Regions from separate parts of the Homo sapiens genome. Here all the other regions are linked to region 3. Evidence: chromatin contacts called from ENCODE Hi-C or POLR2A ChIA-PET data. All regions are on one chromosome and are shown on one strand. The core of a region is the stretch at or near the end of the contact, and the rest is flanking DNA. Distances in the headings are between cores, read along the strand shown. Region 1 overlaps PTBP3 (polypyrimidine tract binding protein 3). Region 2 overlaps PTBP3 (polypyrimidine tract binding protein 3). Region 3 overlaps SUSD1 (sushi domain containing 1).

Evidence for each region. Hi-C counts contacts between places; a loop is a spot of excess contacts on that map. ChIA-PET counts read pairs that join two places held with the same protein, here RNA polymerase II (POLR2A). Pooled maps may share reads with other maps.
Region 1: a loop to region 3 is called in a pooled map, with 7 times the contacts of the local background. The contact joins two enhancer-like sites. A Hi-C loop is called at or near these places in 4 of 168 maps with a recorded cell type or tissue (CD4-positive, alpha-beta memory T cell, endothelial cell of hepatic sinusoid, heart left ventricle and 1 more), 14 of 37 single-sample maps with no recorded cell type and 6 of 50 pooled maps. POLR2A ChIA-PET finds 5 or more read pairs at or near these places in 5 of 52 experiments (A549, H1, HepG2 and 2 more).
Region 2: a loop to region 3 is called in a map with no recorded cell type, with 10 times the contacts of the local background. The contact joins two enhancer-like sites. A Hi-C loop is called at or near these places in 3 of 37 single-sample maps with no recorded cell type and 3 of 50 pooled maps. POLR2A ChIA-PET finds 5 or more read pairs at or near these places in 2 of 52 experiments (Caco-2 and OCI-LY7).

The regions. Positions count from the first base shown.
Region 1 is chr9:112,217,009-112,220,456 of GRCh38, reverse strand. It overlaps PTBP3 (polypyrimidine tract binding protein 3), which reads left to right. Exons shown (of 14, transcript NM_001163788.4): 14 at 1-2,022. Among named protein-coding and RNA genes, the nearest start is that of SUSD1, 43 kb to the right of the region's middle. RefSeq lists an enhancer at 1,254-1,303. Within about 2 kb of position 1,481, at least 2 of the 41 ENCODE cell types and tissues checked have a DNase peak (open chromatin) inside an H3K27ac peak, as active enhancers do.
Region 2 is chr9:112,248,053-112,251,504 of GRCh38, reverse strand. PTBP3 (polypyrimidine tract binding protein 3) reads left to right here. Exons shown (of 14, transcript NM_001163788.4): 7 at 402-576. Among named protein-coding and RNA genes, the nearest start is that of SUSD1, 74 kb to the right of the region's middle. Within about 2 kb of position 2,089, at least 3 of the 41 ENCODE cell types and tissues checked have a DNase peak (open chromatin) inside an H3K27ac peak, as active enhancers do.
Region 3 is chr9:112,138,419-112,141,918 of GRCh38, reverse strand. The region is part of intron 5 of SUSD1 (sushi domain containing 1); the gene reads left to right. Among named protein-coding and RNA genes, the nearest start is that of SUSD1, 35 kb to the left of the region's middle. Within about 2 kb of position 1,263, at least 2 of the 41 ENCODE cell types and tissues checked have a DNase peak (open chromatin) inside an H3K27ac peak, as active enhancers do.

The sequences.
Region 1 (3,448 bases), core at 232-2,731, 78 kb before region 3:
GGGTTCTGTTTTAGTTGATGAGAAGTGGCTCCTATGAATGCCTCTGCTCAATTTCTTTTTATTTTACTTTATTTTATTTTTAGGGGTCTCGCCAACTCCTGGGCTCAAGTGATTCTCCTGCTTCCACCTCCCCACAGTGCTGGGATTACAGGCATGAGCCACCACGCCTGGCTCTCTGTTCTTTTCAGTGTCTCCGTGCCATCAGTCAGCAGTGCTTACATGTTTAGCATATTGTCATGCAGTTTCTCTTCTGTTCCCACGAGATATTTTTGGACAAAAAATTGACAAAAGTACATGTGTTTTTCCCCACCTATCCCTTAGAAAACCTAATGTGTACTGCTATTTTTAAAACCAAAAAGAGACAGCGTGACGATGCGTAAAGCATTTTTCTTAGCCTTTCCTTTGTCTTGATCTGTTAATGAGAACAAAACTGCCAGACTCAAAATACTCTACTATTGTGCTGAAAGAAATACAATTTAGATTGCACAAAATTTGAAAATATAACTCAGCTGTCTTTTAAAAGAGTTGTGTTGTTATCTACAAGACTATTAGCAGTCTTTTTTCAGAGCAAATTTTAACAGCTAGTTGTGAGTGGTTTAAAATATAGAAAATTATTAAAATCTTAGTTTGAGGGGTTTTATAGTGGGAGAAAAAACAGGACCAAAGTTTATGTGCCTTCTTCAGTAGTCTTAATTGACCTTTTCTTCCTATTTGAGACTAAAGTAGTATCAGTATTCTGGTTTTCAGGAAATATGTACTATATAGTTTTAAAAGAATGTTGTCCCACCAACTATTCATCCAAGCAAAGAATTGTAACTATAAATAAAGTCTCAGTTACACTTTTGCCTTTATCACATAATATTCATTGTAGAGCATTGTGCAGGTCCAAGAATAGAGCTGCTCAAAATCTTTGTGGTAGTTTCCTTAGTTTTTGTAACCTGAGGCATATGTTCCAGAGAACAGGGATATTTGTCTGGTCCAGTGACCTTGGTGATCATAGTCATAATTGAAAGATGCCTATGGCATGCTTAAATCAGCATTGTCAACTGATTTGTTGTTGTATTATTTTCACTTCTTGGATCTATGTAGTAGTTGTAATAACAAATATTTAAATAGCTATTTTTTTGATGCCATTAAAAAAATCATACTCTGGCCTTTTTTCCCCCTTACTGTTGTTTCCCAGATCTTTTAAAAATTCATCCCATATCCAGAAAGTACCAGTTATAAAGATTGCTGACCAAGCAAAGTTTTGCATCAAAGTGTCACCTCATTGCTCTGACCAAAGACTGACTGTTGTGGTTTTAACTCCTCTCTGTAAAGCATTTTGCATTTTCCCCAAGCTCCTTTCTGAAAGAAGAACCAGTGCAGAGCGGCCTTTACTTTCAATTTCTACTGCTGAATAGACTACTTAGAGAAAATGTGAGTTTCAGTGTGAACAGAATGGATTAGGATGACGAGTTTGATGGGCATTTTCAGTACTGTATCTAAGAAAAAAAAAATAGCACAGCTAGGAGCCTCTGACATTGTCTGGTGTTTTACGTGGTCTGTTCATCAAAATTCCCCTTTTCAGTTTTTAAGAATGTTCGTCTAACAGAAGAAAATGCTGTAAATATTTGTAACAACATTTTTTTTAACAAGGCCAAAAAAGAAAAAAAGGTTTTTGGGAACAAATGAACTTATAAAGTGGTTTTATATAAAACATCAATTGTCTTGTATATTTTGGATAAGCAGCAGTACCAGCTTTCATTTGTAACAGTCTGTGGCATTGGAAAAAAAGGAGTCTGTGATTGTTGAAGTGAATTATGTTATAAATGCAAAGAGAAGATAAAATATTAAAAAACATATTTTCTAAATGCGTAGTGCATGGTTAATTCAAGCTTCTGTACACTACAGTATATTCCATTTTCGTTCAGTTTGTATATTTGCTGACTATTACTTGATATCTCTAATCTCTTTTCCTAACAAATATAGCATTGTAGCATGCCTTTTAATAAATGTCATGACATCTGTACTCTCTTAAAATTTTTCTGTGTTCTTGTCTGTACTTTGGGTTTCCCTTTGTCTTACCTGTAATTCTAATGATGTCCTATTTTCTTTTCTTTTCCATAGCCATCCATCTAAACGTGTCATGGTTAGTGAATAGTGAGCACATATTCAAACAATGTTCAAAATGGGAAAAACACAAAATCTATTAACTGTCTCTGTCTTCATTTAGGAATAATTCTCGTTTTGAGGAGCAAAGTGCTTTCCTAATCTTCCTATGATGCACCTTCTCTGGCACTGCCCCGTAATGCAGGGGCATGGCGGCATGCTTTCTTGCTTGCACACTCACTCTCCTTTTTCTTTCTCTCTTTCTCCCCATATGTGCAGTGCCAAACTACAGTTGGAACACTATTTCCAGTTTTGTTCAGTATTTGGCTTCCCTACGGCATTAGTATACATACACTTTGAGACACAAGGTGTGATCTCAAACCAAATTTGTGTCCTCTTTAAAAAGGTAGCACAGATACTAGCTGATGCTACATTCCTTTTCCTTAGACAAACGTTTTACTTCTCAGATCTTTAAAGAATTGTTGGATTGCAGAAGTCTAGACTTAGCGTTCATTGTATATTTTAGTCTCCTGGAAGTGGGAATTTATTTTGAATGGAATAGAAAATTAGGTAATCACTACTAATCTTTGCTGGCTTACCTGTAAAATCTGTGGTCTCCATAAATACTGGGAAAATAAATAGGTATTTTTACATGAGGCATTTTTATCAGGAAAAGATAAAATAACTGTATGACTATATTAGGCTTTTATAAACTCGATTGACTGTGAAATGCTTATTTACTCAGCAGAGGGGTTATAACCATCATTAAGTCATGTCAGTGACCCAAGAGACCACCTAGTTCAATTTCCAGTTAACAGCAAGGAAGCCCAGGTCTCTGTGACTTGGTCCAGTGCACTCTATTGCACCCAGGTGTTGCAGTTTCAGACTTCCAAGTGCTGCTAAGGTTATGATCTTGAAGATCTGTACACAGTATTGGAGTGCTTATGTTTTCTCCTAAAAGCCACATGATCATACCTCACTGCAACGTAAAGACATTGAGTAAGTGGTGAGAATGTTTCTGATGAAGGGTAAAAATGCCTTATCTACTTCTGAAAAATTTTTTAATGTCGTTTCACATTTTAAATTTCAGAAAACTAACAAAAAATGTAGTTACTGTTTGTATGAGTTTGCTAGGACTGCCATAAAAAAGTCCCACAGACTAGGTGGCTTAGACACCAGAAATGAGTTTCTCACAGTTCATGGAGGCTCGCAGGCCACGATCAAGGTGTCAGCAGTGTTGATTTCTTCCAATGCCTTTCCTTGGTTTGTAGATAGCTGTCTTTTCCTTGCGCCTTCTACAAGCTCGCTCTTCTGAGTGTGTCCATGTCCTAATCTCTTCTTATAAGGACATCAGTCA
Region 2 (3,452 bases), core at 840-3,339, 110 kb before region 3:
GTATAATGTGAATTATACTAAAATGAATTAAAGTGGAATGTAAAATCAGAGTATCTTAAAACTTTTGATATAGGCAAAATAATCATAATAATAGTGAACATTTCTATGATAGACAGTAGTTTTCCAATCTTTTACATTTCTCCTCTCTTATTTGATCTTACCACAGACAAGATAAATATTATCAGTCTTATTTTACAGATGAAAGCTGAGACTTAGAGATTTTCTTTTTCTCTCTTAGGCTCATAGTTAATGACTGTGAGGTAAAAGTAAACCCAAGACTTTGGCTTTTTAGTCAGTGCTTTCTGCCTTACACCTGATTGCCACTCTTTGTCAAAGTAGAGGCTTCTTGGTTATCAGTGTTGTTGTCTTGCCAAAACCAGTCCCTTTCTTACATGCTTTAGGCTCTGGATGGCCAGAATATCTATAATGCATGCTGCACTCTGCGCATTGACTTCTCCAAGCTCACCAGCCTTAATGTGAAATATAATAATGACAAAAGCAGAGACTTCACTCGCTTAGACCTTCCTACTGGTGATGGCCAGCCATCCCTTGAACCCCCTATGGCTGCTGCTTTTGGTGAGTAGTTCTTTTTTGGGTCACAAAGCAAGTTTTCTGAAGTTACAAGTTTCATTTATTAAGCCATGTATGTTTATAAGCCTTTTTCTTCTCGAGTTCTCTCAGGATTTATAAAGGAAAGCAAGAATCCTAGAACAAAGTATACCCATTAATTAAATATTAATATTAGGAGGTTCTGTTAGTTGACAGATGAATATCTGAAATTGAGTTACAAATTTATTTTCTAACATTGATATTACTCATTCTTTAAAAGCCACAAACCATTTGCTTCAAATTAGTAGTCTTATTAACATTAACTTAAATATGCTAGTTTATAGCCATAATAATTTTGCCATATATGCTCTTGAGAAAAATACTTTTCCTTTTTTAAGTAGTGATATTTTATATCAAGCTTAAATTAATAGTATGATCTTTTATTCAAAGAAGAGGATTTATTTTGTTTTGTTTCCTAAACTTCAGAACTTCCAGCTGTATCTTAAGCTTGTGTGAAGTTGCATTTTGCATTAGTAAAAATACAGCCTTCTAAATTGTCTCTGCAAATTGTAGCTTTGAAGAGCCTCCCTCTTTTATTTAAAGTAAACCTCTTAAGGAAAAAGCAATGGATGGCCCAGTTTGAATATCTTATTAGGTTAGTATATGCTACTTTTGGTTTCACAGTTCTCAAAAGTGTGGTTTATTACTTAAAGTATTACTACCTTTTGTGATTGATTTTTCCTTTTCCAAATAACACCGTAAAATATTGCTAATTGGGACTTTAAGTAGTATTTAGTTCATCATGTTTTATAGGTGAGAAAATTAAAAGAATTAAGACAATCAAATTATAAAATTAAGACAACCAAATGATTGTCCAAACCCTTCTGAAAAATAGTTCATTATTTTAAAGTAAAAGCTTTTTTATTATTTTTAATTTAAAAAGCCAAGGGAATGATTCAATGCATCTTTCTAATATTGATAAAATGTCTGTTTTGGGTTCTTTGACCAAATTTTTGTGTTTTGTATTTGTTACCAGCCCCTAACTTACTTATCTGATTTGGCAGTGACAAAGGTCTTTTGTCATTACCATTTTAATAACAAATGATAGAAATATTTGGTGCAAAAAAAAAAATACTGGGGCAAATTAAAGTTTGCCAAAACTCAGCTATCAAATTTAAGAATTCACTTATTCTAATAATTGATTATATACTCTTGGTGCAATTAATGTTCTGTATTATGAGAGGAGGACATTTTAAAAATATGTTAAGAATTTTGATTTCTGAATATAAAATATCAGAATGTTCATATCCTTTCTCATTAATGTTATTAGTAAATCCTTAGTCACTGCAAAATAATGTCTACATCCTGAAAAAGTGATTCATCAGAGAGAGAACAATGCACTTTATATATTGTGTGAAAGTTTCTCTACTTTGCCTATCACTAGTATTTGACACAGTTTCACTATTCACTTCTTTTTTCTTTTGGCCTCTGAAACACCACTCTCCTTACTTTCTTCCTACTTCACTGGCTGTTCTTTCTCTTTTAAAGGTTTCTCTTTACAGTTTCTAGGGCTGAGTCATAAGCACTATGTCCTTACTTTTAGTGACATTTGTTATACCTATAGAAAAGCTTATAAAACACGTAAGTATATAAACACCCATGTGACTACCACCCAGGTTAAGAAATAAAATATTTATACATACTGAAGAAGCACCCCGTGTACCTTTCTTCATCACTTTTGTTCACTCTCCTTCCCCCAAGATAACCACAGTCCCAAATTTGATAATTATTCTCTTGCTTTTCTGTTTTCCTGTTGTTTTTTTACCACTCATTATATATCCCTAAATGCAACTTAAAAATTTTTTAAAGCATTCAATACTTTAAAGCATTAGAAAAATTTTAAAGCTGTATTTAGAACCTTACATAAATGGACTCATGCTGGTTTTCTTCTGTGACTTTATTTGCCCTGTATGTCTTTGGTGATTCATCCATATTCATACATGTGGCTGTTGCTCATTCATTCTCAGTACGGTCAAGTCTGTAGTATCCCATTGGAAGAATAATAGATCATGGTTTGTTTATCCATTTTATTGTTGATAAATAGTTTGGTTGTTTTAGTTTGATGCTACTATGAACATTCTTTCCTGCTGGACAAGAGTTTTCTCTAAGAAGTACATAGGAAAGGAATTGTTGGGTCATAGAGAACATATTTCTTCAGTTTCATTACATAATGCCAGTTTTCAAAGTGATTGCACCAGTTTATAACTGCATTGTGAGATTAAAATAATTTTTTTAAGCCATCTCCTACTGAAAGGAGTGAGGTTAAAAAAAATTTTATTTTAGTGTGTGGTAAATGGTATCTTAACATAGTTTTCACTTGCATTTTCCTAATTACTAATGAGGTTGGACATATTTTTATTATTTATCCTCTCATACATTTTGTTTTATTTATTTATTTATTACACGAATAAGTTCTTTAGTGGTGATTTCTGAGATTTCGGTGCACCCATCACCCAAGCAGTGTACACTGTACCCAGTGTGTAGTCTTTTACCTCTCGCCCCCATCCCTGTGCAATTCTTTTGTCTGTTTTTGTGTTTTATTTCTCCTTTTTTTCTTACTTAGTTGTAGGAATTCATTATGTATTCCAGATACTAGTCCATTGTTTGTTATATGGGTTGCAAATAGTTTCTCCCAGTTTTGGCTTGTTGATTTATTCTCTTAATGATACTTTTACGTTGTCAAGTTTGTTTCTTATTTCCTTTACATTTGTGCTTTTTTGTGTGTCTTATTTAAGAAATCCTTTGTGATATAAGGTCATAAATATATTTACTTATATTCTAAAGTTTATGGTGTTTTAGTAATAATTTAAACTTTGCAATTAAATTTTGTCTGAAATTAAGTT
Region 3 (3,500 bases), core at 14-2,513:
TCATGTGGGAATGAACATATATATATACATATATATACACACACATATATGTATATATATACATATATATATAAAAACGTCATGTGGGAATAACATATATTATATATAATATACAATATATACAATATATGTAATATATTACATGTAATGTATTATATATTATATATTACATGTAATATATATTATATATAATACATTACATGTAATATATTATATATTTTTTATATATATATATAGTTTTTGAGACAGAATCTCGCTTTGTCACCCAGTCTGCAGTGTAGTGGCACAACCTTGGCTCACTGCAACCTCTGCCTCCTGGGTTCAAGCGATTCTCATGACTCATCCACTCGAGTAGCTGGGATTACAGGCACCCACCACTACACCCGGCTAATTTTTGTGTTTTTAGTAAAGATGGGGTTTCACCGTGTTGGCCAGGCTAGTCTTGAACTCCTGACCTTAAGTTATCTGCCCGTGTTGGCCTCCCACAGTGCTGGGATTACAGGTGTGAGCCACTGCGCCTGGCTGATATTTGGCATATCTAATCATGTCTACTCATATGGCACTGTGTGCCAAGTATTATTTTAAGCACTTTATATATGATGATGGACCACATTGTAGTGGTCCCATAAGATCATAATGAGACTGAAAAATTCCTATTGCCTAGTGACATCGTAGCCATCATAATGTTGTAGTGCATCACACTCACGTGTTTGTGGCATTGCTGGTGTAAACAAACTTACTGCTCTGCCAGCAAGTACATTACTGTATGTATATTACTGTATGTACATTACTATACATAAAAGTGTACAGTAATGTCCTAGGCCTTCACATTCACTCACTATTCACTCACTGACTCACCCAGACCAACTTCCAGTCCTGCAAGCTCCATTCATGGTAAGTGCCCTATTACAGGTGTATCATTTTTTTATCTTTTATTCTGTATTTTTACTGTATCATTTCTATATTTAGATATATAAGTACTTCTTATTGTGTTATAGTTGCCTACAGTAATCAGTATAGTAACATGCTGTGTGAATTTGTAGCCTAGGAGCAATAGGTATACCATACAGCCTAAGTGAGTAGCAGGCTCTACTATCTAGGTTTGTGTAAGTACACTCTGTGACTTCACACAATGAAGGAATTGCCTAATGATGCATTTCTCAAAATGTATGCAGATTGTTAAATGATGCATGACTGTAATTTGTTTAAGGTCACACAACTAGAGACAGAGCTGAACTTGAACCCAGGAATTCTAGTTTCAGAATTATTTTCAGCCACTTTGTTTTGCTGCTTCTGCTTTTATGGTGACACTGGCTTTTGGTTAGTTTTTTAAAAATTTTGGCTTTCTGTTTCTTTTTCCTTTTCCTTTTTCCTTTCTTTTCTTTTCTTTTTTCTTTTTTTTTTTGAGACAGAGTCTTGCTCTGCCACCCAGACTCGAGTGCACTGGTGCTCCTGGGCTCAAGCCATCCTCCCACCTCAGCCTCCTGAGTAACTGGACTACAGGCACGAACTACCATGCCTGGACAATTTTTGTATTTTTTTTTTTTTTGGAGACGGAGTCTCGCTCTGTCGCCCAGGCCGGACTGCGGACTGCAGTGGCGCAATCTCGGCTCACGGCAAGCTCCGCTTCCCGGGTTCACGCCATTCTCCTGCCTCAGCCTCCCCAGTAGCTGGGACTACAGGCGCCCGCCACCGCGCCCGGCTAATTTTTTGTATTTTTGGTAGAGACGGGGTTTCACCTTGTTAGCCAGGATGGTCTCGATCTCCTGACCTCATGATCCACCCGCCTCGGCCTCCCAAAGTGCTGGGATTACAGGCGTGAGCCACCGCGCCCGGCCCCAATTTTTGTATTTTTTATAGAGATGGGGTTTCGCCATGTTGCCCAGGCTGGTCTTGAACTCCTGGGTTCAAGTGATCTGCCTGTCTCTGCCTCCCACAGTGCTGGGATTCCAGGCATGAGCCACCACACTTGACCTGGTTTTCTGTTTCTCTGTCTACAAATATTATCATTTTATGTGCCTGTTTCCATCTGAAAAGTGAAAAAAAATTTTTTTAATTACCATTTTTCTAGTTTTTGGCTATATGTCCATAATCTAAAGGAAACATCAATCTATTCCCACTGTTTAGGAATTTCTTTTTTTTTTAATTGGAAATAAGTTATTTTTATCATGTCTTTTAGGCAGGTGATTATATATTTTTTTTCTTCTTTTAAATAACGATGTGGCCAGATGCAGTGGCTCATGTCTGTAATTCCAGCACTCTGGGAGGCCCAGGCAGGCAGATAGCTTGAGCCCAGGAGTTCAAGACCAGCCTGGGAGTGGTGGTGCATGCCTATAGTCCCAGCTACTTGGGAGGCTGAGGTGGGAGGACCACTTGAGCCTGTGAGGTTGAGGCTGCAGTGAGCCATGATCACACCCTGCCCTCCAGCCTGGGTGACAGAGCAAGATCCTATCTCATAAAGAAAAAATAATAATAATAATGTGTGGGTTATATTGTTAGATTTCCTGATAATGATCAGTACTAATTGCTGGAATGAATTAATCTGGGTTTTTGGTGTTTTATTCCTTTCATTTGGATTATATTTGCTAAATTTTACTTATAAATCTTGCATTGATATTCATAAGTGAAATTGCTCTATTTTCTTTTCCTGTGCCATCTTTGTTCAGTTCGGTATTAATGTTATTCTGAATTTTAAAAAAAAGAATGTAAAAATTTCCTTCTTTCTCTATTTCTGGAATACTACAAATAGAATTTTTAAAGATTTGGGAGATTTCACCTATAAAACCATCTGGATGTGGCACTATTGGAGAGGTAGCCCTTGGACTATTTGGACTACTTTTAAATTCTTCCTATACTTGCTGGTATATCTAATCATGTCCATTCTTTTTCTTTCCCTCTTAAGATCAATTTTGGTAAATTATGTATTTCTAGAAAATCATTTACTTCATCCAGATTTTCCAATTTATTTGTGCATGCAAAGAAGTGTAAAGCCTTCTAATTTGCTGTGGTTATATTTGTTTATAACTATTTATTGTAGTGAAATATTAGAAACAATCTCAAATGTCTAACAACAAGAGATTGGTTAAGTGAATCAATCCCTTAAAATGGAATATTATGTATCCAATAAAATTATGTTAGAAAAACAATATTTAAAAAAGAATATTTATTGCAGGCCAGGCACAGTGGCTCACACCTGTAATCTCAGCACTTTGGGAGGCCAAGGCAGGCTGATCACGAGGTCAGGAGTTCGAGACCAGCCTAGCCAGCATGGTGAAACCCTATCTCTACTAAAAATACAACAAATTACCTGGGCGTGGTGGCGTGCACCTGTAATCCCAGCTACTCAGGAGTCTGAGGCAGGAGAATTGGGAGGTGGAGGTTGCTGTGAGCTGAGATTGTGCCACTGCACTCCAACCTGGGTGACACAGCAAGACTCCGTCTCAAAAAAAAAAAAAGAATATTTATTGACATAGATAAGTACTAATAGTATGTTTCAGAGT